2 separate regions of the Homo sapiens genome follow, and region 1 is linked to region 2. Evidence: chromatin contacts called from ENCODE Hi-C or POLR2A ChIA-PET data. All regions are on one chromosome and are shown on one strand. The core of a region is the stretch at or near the end of the contact, and the rest is flanking DNA. Distances in the headings are between cores, read along the strand shown.

Region 1 (5,881 bases), core at 681-3,180, 260 kb before region 2:
TTTTGTCTTCATTTTCTTCTACCTCTATTCTTCTGAGAACTTCAAATTAAAGACACCTGTTTTTCTCTTTTTGTACAATTTGATTTCTCTCTCTGGTTTTCTCTCTTACTGTATATTTATTTATAAAAACTAAATTTTATCCTGAAAATAAGCTTTGAAATGTAGAATGAATATCTACCTATCTTGCTAGAATTAATATATATTTTTAAAAAGATGACTTACATTTTTAGGTAAAACAGCTTCTAGATATAAGAAGTTCTTCCATATGAGTTCTTTGTCTAAATTAATGGTTAAATTAACTAACTTTGTGGGGTTTTTTTGTTTTTGTTTTTATTTTCTTAAAGCCAAACGAGCATGTATGTGGACAGAAGTGGAACACTTCTTGGGTCCAAATACAAGAAAGTCTTATATCGTCAATATGATGATAACACGTTCACAAATCAAACAAAAAGGAATGAAGGTGAAAAACATCTCGATATACTAGGTATTGGTATGCCATAAGATTGGTTTTCGAGTTTTTCTTGTCCTCAGCCATTAGAGATTGTTGTACACATGGAGGCCATTGTCAACCTCTACTTCAACAGAGGAAAGTACCTGTAATTCTGGTTTGTTTGCTGATAGGCATTTTCATTGGGGGAAAAAATGATTCAAGTGTTGTTTCCTAAAAAATAAGGAGAATGTAGAAAAGTAATGTGCTCAGTTTCAGATTACCTGGATTCTTGCTCTCAGAATTAAAAAATTCTAGAAAGGAGTTTAGAAGTAGCGTGCAGGGATCATTTCAATACAATTAAAACAAAGCCCAGGGGACCCTAGTATAGTGAGGAAAGGAACTTCTTTATGTAAATTTAAGTGTCTTCTGTCTGAGTGAGGAAAAGTACAACTCTTTCTTCCACCCTTGATAGATCAAGTAGGAAACCTCTGAGTCATCCCAGGTGCCCACATGCGACATTTCCACACGCCCAACTCCTGTTTCAGTCTTAATATCTATGTGTATATTAGAGGTTATTTTATGATGTGGGATCCTGAGGAGATGGATTTACATGCTGATGAAGAGGAATTTTTGCTCTTTTTTGCTCTCCGTCAGCCTCTAGAGCTTGTCTCTTTGTGAGCCCTGGAGGGAAGCCTGTGCTATCCTGTTGCTGCTGCTTTTGAGTGGGCCCCTATCTTTAGTAACCACAGGATGTTTGTTTTCTCTAGGATTGTGGCTGAATGCATGAAGATAAATAACGCAATCTGACCCTCAAGGTTCTATTATTATTTACGCAAAAAGGAAAACACTTTATTAAAAAGAAAAACCATGCATATTGTTTGGGGAGGTGAAATGGTCACAGGGAGCAAAGAGGCCCTGTCTTTAGCTAGCATTTAGCCTCCAGCAGGCATCTTCAGGGCTCTAATTTTAGTAATTGTAGCACAAGTTTGCAGAAAGTTCTTGCTGCTTATCTCATCTCAAAACCACCTGTGTTTCAGAATTTTTCAGAGCCACTAATTCAACCTGCTTCCAAATAGAAAGAAGATTTAAAATGAATTTTATACCTGTAGTTTCTGGCTTAGGATGAAAGGGAGAGAGAGTAAAATGAAGGTTTTTAGTCTGTAAGAGAGAAAATCACTTTGGGTCAATAAACAGGCCTTGCAGCTCCTTGCAATCCTCCAGTAGAATAAGGAGCAAGGGAATAAAAGGCTTGAAAGTTGAGATTGGTCAAGAAAGAAAAGAAAGGGTTTCATTTTTAAATTGTATGTTTTCCTAGGCATAAACCGTTGTTCATTAAAATAAGTTTTCTGGCAAAAAAAAAAAAAAAAAAACTCATAAAATTCTAAATGATTTAAAAATTTCAGGCAAAAATCATGTTTCATAAATCAGCAATGATCTACTTGTTAAATGTTTTTATTTCATTTGGCTGCATGTTAAGTAAAAGGATAAGAATAAGTCACTGTGTAAATAAGAAGAGAGATGACTCATAATTTAAAATAAATAACAATTACTCAGACATATTTCTTTTTATATTCCCTAGGTCCATTAATATTGCTCAACCCTGGTCAAATAATTCAAATTATCTTTAAAAATAAAGCCGCAAGACCGTATTCTATTCATGCTCATGGAGTGAAAACAAATAATTCCACTGTTGTTCCAACTCAGCCAGGTAACTACTTTGGGAGAAAAATAATCCCCAAAGCTTTTATGCAGGACTACGAGGCTAATGTTCTTTTAAATATATGGGTGCAGTTCCAGATGAGAGAGACGAGTGGACTAGTAAGATGAGCCTGAAGAAAGCATTTGGCGGGGGAGTTCCTTCTGCAAGTCAAGTTTACTTCCAGGCTGGGGCACCATGAGCAAAACTGTGAAGTGAAGGTTTGGTCTTCAGGGCCTACCTCCCCAGTGTATGAATTTCTCCTCTAGGTCCACCCTCCCTCCCACCGCTGTACCTGTCCAGCTGCCAGGTATTCTTATACTATATACAATCTCTCCAACTAAAGTGCTAAAGTAGGAGTTGAGTACAAGATGCAATATGTGAGAAAGTGGGGGAGGATTGAGCCAATAAGAGGAAATGATGGACCCCATGTATTAACATTTCCGTGGAATGGAATCACTGCTATACAGCATGCCATTCAACATAATTAACTCAGAAGAACATTAATATATTTTACTTAAAAATGCCCAGTAAGCAGACTGTGATATGAGGATTTGTGTGTAGATAGTGCTCTTGGAATCAACTAATATGGAAAGAATGAGAAATGAGTAGGATTGGACAGGGAGTGAGGTTAAGCAGAGATGCAGCCTCAACAGAAGTCACAGCCAACACAGTTCTGAAGATAGGGTGACCTTCAGCTTTCCTAAGCTGGAGTGAGAGAGCTGGGCTGTTATGTCCCTGAAGCAGTCATTAGATGCAATCTTGAGCAAGGTAGCTTTCTTCAGCCAAGGCTCTCTCTAAAGGAGGCTGACGCCTGCTGGAGTGAAATGTTCTTCATTCTTGATTGGGAATCTAGGGGTGGCATCAGAATGTCCACTATAGTTGCTCACCAAAACAAGTAGTTTTGGAAATTAAGAGTATCAATGAAAGCCAAATTCAGAAAGAAAAGATTTGTAAAGCAGAGGGACTGACAATAGACTTTGATGGTGGGCGAAATGTTTCTTTTTGTTTTTAAAAGCAGTCCTGTGGTCTGTTAAGTCTCATATCAAGGGAGTTTGCAAGTCAGTCCACTGCTCTGATTAGTTAAGAAAGGATCTACTACATGCATTCCACAAACACTTCTGAGTACTCTACCTGCTGTATGCCAGGCATTGTGTGATGTACTGGAAGGCAAGGGTTAGTGCTAAGTAGATTGTTACAGATTTGGGAGCTGGAGGTGGGGTTGGTTAATGTCATAGGACTATAACTCCCATGGATCTGTGGAAGTGGGAGATACAGAATTACGGTGGGGAGGGAGCAAAAGAACTTCACTGCAATATAGAATATAGAATTAAGATCCAATAGGACTAATATGCACAGCCTTGAGGGCAGGGAGGAGGTACATGTGATCCACACATTGGAATGTTCAGAGCAGGGATTCAAGGCTTTGTCACATTGAGTAATTGCCACATTGACTAAGATCACAAAGCAAGAAGTGAAACCAGAAGTGAAAGCTAGGACTATGCTGCCTACTATTTTTATAGCTTTAGTGTTTGCTCATTGTCTGGTTCTCCGTAAAGAAGTCTGATTTTAAAAGCTCTATTTAAATACACTTCATTTGTCTATTTCAGGAGAGATTCAAATATATACTTGGCAGATACCTGATAGAACTGGTCCTACCTCACTGGACTTTGAATGCATACCTTGGTTTTACTATTCAACTGTATCTGTGGCTAAGGTAAATTTTAAATCAAATAACAGTTCTTATCCTATCTCCTCCCAGAAATTATAACGGAAGGAAGAAGGTATTTATCATTGCTCTTAAGAACCTTAGTTCCATGTAAACTTTCTATTAAGTAACTTAATTACTGTTCAGCTTTTATTCCTACATTGGTCTGCATTTTTCAAGAGCAAAATAAACTATTACCTCATGATTACTTAGGCTTATAATTCTTTGCATAATCTCACTGTGAATTGAAAAATATATCTAATTATACAATAATAGACTATACTTTGTTCCACTGAATAGTATTCGAATTACAGAAAACAACATACACTAAAGAATTTTAAAATTCAGTTGGATGTGGTGGCTGATGTCTATACAAAAAATTTTAAAATTAGCCAGGCGCAGTGGCACATGCCTGTAGTCCTAGCTACGGGAGGCTGAGGTAGGAGGATTGCTTGAGTCCAGGAGTTCAAGATTATGCTGAGCTATGGTCACTCCATTGCCTAGGTGACACAGCAAAACTTGGTCTCTAAATAATAATAATAGTAACAATAGTAATCATAAATAAAGAATGGTATAATTCTATGATTAATAAGAAATATATATATACATATTGTGTGTGTAGGGGGGTGTATGTGTGTGTGTGTTTATATTTAAAACCCTCAACTATAGGGTTCAAGTTTATTTGCACTAAAAAAAAAAAAAAACAGTGCAAGTATTCTATTTGAACTCTTATCTTGGCCCACTCTGCCTGGAACAAGAATCTACACAGAGATTTAATTCAAAAACAAAATGAAGACAAACAAACCAAGACTCTCAACTAAAAGCTGCTGCAGGGGCAAAAGCACAAAGGTGAAGGGACTAACTCCTTTAGACTTCCTGCCAACCAACTTCAATGCCAGGAATTCTAATTAAAACCAAAATTCTTTTTTTATTAAAATGTCAAAAATAGAGCTAAATCCACTGAAAAATGTATCTAAAATCCCTTTCAGAGGTTTGGTGTTCTCTTTAGACTTCAACTCTAATGAATGAGGTTACAATTTTTCTTCAATCAAACATTGAGCATGTCAAATATTTTGTTCTTCACTCTCAGAATCCTGATAATTAAAAACTCAGGATTTGACCTCATTAAAAACTAAAACCGGATTCTACCTCTTTTATTTTGTGGGGGAAAATGTTAGTTGTGGCCACAGTGAACGATCTTGCTTTGCCTCCTCAGGACCTTCACAGTGGACTGGTAGGCCCTCTCTCTGTATGCCGCAAAGACATCAACCCCAACATAGTTCACCGTGTTCTCCACTTCATGATATTTGATGAGAATGAATCCTGGTACTTCGAAGACAGTATCAACACCTATGCTTCAAAACCAAACAAAGTGGACAAGGAAAATGATAATTTTCAACTCAGCAACCAAATGCACGGTAACATTCACTCACTGACTCACCAATGGTAACCCACAGGTTGCTCTGCACAAATGAAACAGATGAAAGGGCCTCGCTCCACACTGTTTATAGAATTCAACTACATATAACTGGTATGGATCATGTAGACCAGGGGTCAGCAAATTTTTTCTGCAAAGGGCCAGATAGTAAAGAAGTTAGGCTTGCAGGCCACATGGTCTCTATCATAAGCCATACTCTACTCTGCCACTGTAGAATGAAAGTGGTCACAGACAATAGGAAAACAAATGAAAGTGGCTGAGAGCCAAAAACTTCATTTATGGATGCTGAAATTTGTATCTCATAAAACATGTCAAGAAATAATATTATTAAATTTTTTTTCAACTATTTAGAAATTTTAAAACCATTCTTAGCTCATGGGCTGCAGTAACAGAGGCAGTGTGCTGGACCTTGCCCATATGCCACAGACTACTGATTTAGCAAGCACAGCAAATTCTCATGCTTTCTAGAGCTATGTAGACAATGTAAAAATAGGAACATCAGCTGTCATTTCAGGAGGAACTTACTACCATAATTTTCTAAGTATTTTGCTTGGATGAACACAGACAGAGGTGGGGCTTGGGGCAAACCAAAGTGAACATGGCCCCACC
Region 2 (5,435 bases), core at 731-3,230:
GCCCCAATATCCCTGAAAAATAACATTGAGTCTCTCCTCAAGTATCAGCTCCTCAAAGAGGCTTTCCCTCCTTGATGCTTCTATCTAAATAGTTATCAATCACTGATAAATAGATTTGGAGATCACCCAAGAAGCCCTAAACAACTGCCTGCTTTTCTTTGGAGAAGAAGGTGCAGGTCCATCCTGCACCCTCCCCCTCCCCCCGCCCAAACCAACAGACACGCACCCCAATCTCCAATAATCACTTAGTTGCCAGAAGAGAAGGTAAATACATGGATTTTTCCTCCTGCTGAACAGTCCCCACCCTCCCAAGACCCCTAGCACAGGCTTCAAGATTTCTCCAGTCATTCCCTGGGACAATTCTGGGCCATGTTCCATCTCCAAGAAACATTAGCAAGTTGGTGGGCATCCAAATGCATAGGACACTTCGGATCAAGTTCTGGTAGGAGTCAGTTGCTTAACCAGCGAGTTGGGACATTTTGTCATGAAGTCCTTCTCTTTCTGACCTGGCTTTCCCTCATTCTCCCTTGCCCGTTTTCCAAGGTGGAGGCTGGAAGCAGTAGAAATTCCACCGAGACATGAGAGGAAGTTGTGGGTTGCCTAGTGGGCCAGCGCATCCCTCGGCTGCTGACCTGAGAGCCATCTTCACACATTTTATTAGGCCCTCTCCCACGGCAGGCCAACTACTAAGTTGTAGGAAGACCAGTTCCCCACCCCCGAAGGGCCACCAGCTTCCCAGTCACTCACACTCTAGGAAAGCTCTGAACAGTGGCACCTGTCCCTTGACAGGCCCATCAACATCCGCCTGTACTTGCTTCTATTATCTTCAGCCCATTATAACATGGGTAACATCGCTGTCAATCTGTACCAAAAATACTTAAGCTAGGCAAAATGAATGATCATCTAACTCAAATGAAGTCCAGGTTCCAGGCGATCATGGAGAAAAATGTAATAAGGTGAGCAGGATTCAAGGATTTCTGGAAGCAAGGATATGGATGATTTCCAAGATTAAATAAGGGATAGAACACAGGTTAGAACACCAGACTAGCCAACATTACAAATGACCAAGAAAGACCAATGACAGCTGGGTAGGAGTTTAATCTTCCTAAAGACGGCTGAACTCTGGGTTACACCTGCAATCTTTGTGGCAGTTCAACTGCTGTAATAACCCTGGCTATTAGCCTCAATGACACGGAAGGACCAGCTAACTCGGAGCTTCCCAGTGCTGGGGCTAACTCGTGGAGTGGCCCGGACGCCTCGCAACAAGTGAAGCCAAAGCCGGCGCCCTCCCACCAGACGGGGCTCGCGCCCGGGGACGCTAGTCCGACTCCCGGCTTCCCGCAACCCGGCCCCAAAGGCCTAAAAATAGGCTCAGCGTGGCGGCCGGGGCCGGGGCGGGCGGCGGAGGAGCCGGGCGGAGGCCGCAGTATCCCCGCCTCGGAGCCCCTGCTTCCTGGGGTTCCGGGCCGCCAGAGGCCGGGGCAGCTCCCCACGATGCCGCTGCGCCCCGGACTCCCGCCTGGAACCCCCAGGGGAACCGGCTCCCCACCCCCACACGGCCCCGCCGCAGCTGCTCCGCCCGCCGGCCCTTCGCCGTGAGAGCAAGAGGAAGGACGAGGAGACGGAAGCAGGAACGAGAGCTCCGGCCGAGGGCCCGGGCTCTGCCCGGCTGCCCCATCCCTGCACTCTGGGGGGCGGCGGGGCGGCAGCTGACGCAGGCAGAAACACGCCCGGCTGCGGCCAGCCAGCAACTTTGCGGCGGTTTCGTCCTGCCGGGAACACTCCGGGGCTGAGGGCGGAGGAGAAGGGAGGCGGCGGCTGGGCAGGAAGCCGGGGTCCCGGGGCTGGCGGCGGCGGGCTGCGCGGCGGTACCTGTCATGGTGCTGCCGGGTGCGCAGGCGGCCGGGGCAGCCTCAGGTTGGTGACTCAGAGAAGCCGGCACCGGGAGGGAGCGCGGCCAGCGAGGAGGCACGGCGGGGAACCGAGCGTCTGCCCCGTGCGCTCTTATAGCGGCCGTCACGTGGCCGCGCACGCTCTCGCTGCCGTCCGCATCCTCCCAGCTGCGCGGCCGGCAGGGGCGGTGGCCCGCGGGGCTCCGGGTCCCGCGTCTCCCTCGGCTCCTCCTCCCTCCCTCGGGGCTAGGCTGCCGCTGCGGCTGCGGCTCACCGGCGCCCCTGCTCCTACTTCCCCGGGGCGCCTGCCCTTGTCAACCGCGCGCCCCCTGTCGCCGCTAAACCTGGGAGTTAAGGGGGACTTTGGGGCTGAGTGCGGCATCAAACTCCCCAAGAAGCCAAGGGTTAGGGAACCTTAAAAAACAAGCAAACAAACCCCAGATTACTCTAGTTAAAATCGTGAGTCTGAACTGCTTGAATGAAACGTAAAATTTACGCTTTTTTTGCAGAATTTCGATCAGCCTCTATAATCATTCCTTAGTGTACTCACAATGGTTTTGTACCCTTAACCTAAAAAATATAGTGAATATTTCGTAAATGTTAAATTCTTGGAGCCATCTGCATCAATTAGGCATTTAAGTGCTTCATTTAATCCTTGTACGAACTCAGTGAGGTGTTACATATTCATTTTACAGACGAGGAGGAAACTGAGCTCAGAAAAGTTAAATTAACTTTTCTTTTCTTTTTTTTCTTGTATTTTTAGTAGAGACAGAGTTTCACCATGTTGGCCAGCCTGGTCTGGAACTCCTGGCCTCAAGTGATCTGCCAGCCTTAGCCTCCCAAAGTGCTAACTTTTCTATAGTCATATAATATAAATGGAGAAAGTAGGATTTAAACCCTGGCAGTTTGGTTACAGAATCAACCTTCCCACCCAGAAAGTCTTGGTGCCTCTTGTACACAGGGGCTCCAAAAAGGTTAGTAAATTATTGTAACTGTGGTTAGCCAATGCTAACCTGTTTCACAAATCTTGAAATGGTCAATTTGTCATTTTTCTAGGAAGTTGAGAAATAGCTTTAATGTGATCACATCCTTCTCTGCTCCCCATCCCCAGTCCAAACACAGAACAAGCCTCGGGTAGTTCAGTTCTCTGCAAACTGAAAACTGAAATTGCTCGGTAAATGTTGAATGAGTACTGCAAAGCCATTTGGAAACCAATCAGGAAGTTGACATCAGTTCAAAAAGCAAAACAGATGCTTAAGAATAAGTGATTTATTTGCAAAGGTGGTACTGCTGTCCTCAAACCAGTTATATCACTGTTTCCTCGTGTGTGGGTGTGGATCTCCTACATCAGAATCACTTGGGGGCACTGGTTAAAGCGTAGATTTTTGGGCCTAAGCCCAGACCTCCTGAATCAGAATCTTAAGGGTAGGTTTATTTTGGTGCAAAATAATTTTGAAATCCATGCATTTTTTTTTTATAATATGTATATTCTATGGACTTTTTGAAGTCGCGTCATATACTCTTGAGGTAATGAAATACTCTGTAGGCATAATCATTATATATTTTTAATATAAAAAGCTGTTCAAAATATATTATTTGAAGAAAAACAGGTTACAAAACAAAAAGAATCTTAAGGGTAGAACCTTAAAATCAGTATTTTAAATATCACCTTCCAGGAGCCTCTCTTGAGTCCTTCCTAGTCTTGACCATGGCCTAGAGACCGCTGATCACATGGGAGGCCCTCCCAGTTACTTGGCATTATGTGCTTCCGTTGTAGGAAACAGAAAAGTGGAAAGGGCAATAGATGGGTTTCCACTTATTCAAAAGATATAGACATAGAAGAGTTGGAGCTCTTTAAGGAACACAAAGGCTACACTTTTGTATCTTAAGTGGGGAGAGGGAAAACAAAGAGAGGTACTTCTCAGTCTGATTGCTCTTTTGCAGACTGAGAGGTGAACTTGGAAGAGTGAGATTTCCATCTTTCACCCAGAACCCTCCTGCCATCAGCTGACCCTTAACCATCTACTTCTTGCAGCCTACTATCTCAGGCTGGACTTAGCCAGGGATGTGGTGATGGGGCTGAAAGGGCAAAGCCAGGAGGTAGAACTGGGGACAACTGGGAAAAACAGAAAAGCTTCCCTTAGAACAAGCTCCTCTCTGCTGCAACTCCCAGGACGTTTAAGTAAAAGGAACGGTTACCACAGCTTCCCTTCCTGAGCTTCATGTATATTTACACAAATAGAAAGTTTACAGCTTTTACCACTTTGAATCAAATAGGGACATTTTGAGGTTGCTACAATCTGTTCTTCTTCATTGTCTTAATATAGATCATAATGACCCCACTGCCTACTTTTCCTGAGGCTGCCCTGCAGTGAGCTTCAGTCTGGTGTGAGAGCAAGACCTCTCAAACTTTAATGCGCACACAGATTGCCCAAGGATCTTATTAAAATGCGGATTCTGACTCAGTAGTTTGGGGGTGGGTCTCCCAGGTGATCCCCAGGCTATGGACCCACACTTTGAATAGTGAGGTGTTCAAACATTTTGGATTGTAAGGCCTTAGAGGTAGTGGATAAACATGGTATAGTGAGGCAAATGTTTCAGATTTTAGCTTGTTATTTTTTTTCTTGTGAAACTTGAACTAGTAAAATTACAGAATCCTAAAAGAAAGATTTAAGTTAAAAAAGATAAGTTATACCCTACATCAGTAGGCATGACTATTAACCATTTAAACCTATGCTGAATTCATATATTCGGAATGGTCCAAAATTCATTTTAAATTGGCTTTGTAATGCATTATGTAATTTTTTTGGCAGGATACTTACCTTCCTAATTAAGTTTTGTTTAAGATAATGCTGAAATCAGTTTGCATTCTTTTGAGCACACACACTAATTGATGGTGGGGGCAACTGACCTGGAAATATATTCCGGAGCAGAGGGCAACCTACTCGCCTGAGAATCAAATGGTTCCCACGGAAAGTTTGTGAAATACATATACCACATCTGGCCAGACACAGGAACTAACTAGTCAACTAACTTAAAATTTTGCCCTTAATTGATAACATACACAATCTGTACCTGGGATTGTTGTCGGTAATCACAATATCAAGCAAAAGTTTGGTTTCAAGAAATAATATCCTTGGAGGCCCAAAGTAGTCCGTTCTTCACTTGAAAGCTAGAGTCCCAAACTCCAAAAGTTGCAGTAGCCTGATGGCTGGTTACATAGCTTTTTTTTTTAATCCTTATTGTTACATAACTCACATTGTGTAAAATTCAGCCACTTGTGCTGAATTAAAGTGTATACCTAAATGGTTTTTAGTGTATTCACAGAGTTGTACAACTATTACCACAATCTAAGTTTAGAACAATTTCATCAACCCAAAAGAAATCTGTACCCATTAGCAGTCACTCCTTACTCTCTTCTTCTTTCCCTCAGTCCTGGGCAACTACTAATCTACTTTCTGTCTAAACATTTGTCTATTGAGATTTACCTATATGTTGTCTTGTGTAACTGGTTTCTTTCATTTAGCATAATGTTTTCAAAGT

What was found. A loop is a pair of places that touch in the nucleus more often than their neighbours do. ChIA-PET counts read pairs that join two places held with the same protein, here RNA polymerase II (POLR2A). Pooled maps may share reads with other maps.
Region 1: a map with no recorded cell type shows a loop between it and region 2 (4-fold over the local background). The contact joins the enhancer-like site here to the promoter of GYG1 in region 2. A Hi-C loop is called at or near these places in 1 of 37 single-sample maps with no recorded cell type and 6 of 50 pooled maps. POLR2A ChIA-PET finds 5 or more read pairs at or near these places in 1 of 52 experiments (WTC11).

What each region holds. Positions count from the first base shown.
Region 1 is chr3:149,243,625-149,249,505 of GRCh38, reverse strand. It overlaps the pseudogene CPHL1P. Among named protein-coding and RNA genes, the nearest start is that of CP, 25 kb to the right of the region's middle. Within about 2 kb of position 1,930, at least 4 of the 41 ENCODE cell types and tissues checked have a DNase peak (open chromatin) inside an H3K27ac peak, as active enhancers do.
Region 2 is chr3:148,988,085-148,993,519 of GRCh38, reverse strand. GYG1 (glycogenin 1) reads right to left here and starts at 1,980. Exons shown (of 8, transcript NM_004130.4): 1 at 1,873-1,980. The coding sequence starts at 1,879. RefSeq lists silencers at 964-1,258, 1,292-2,341.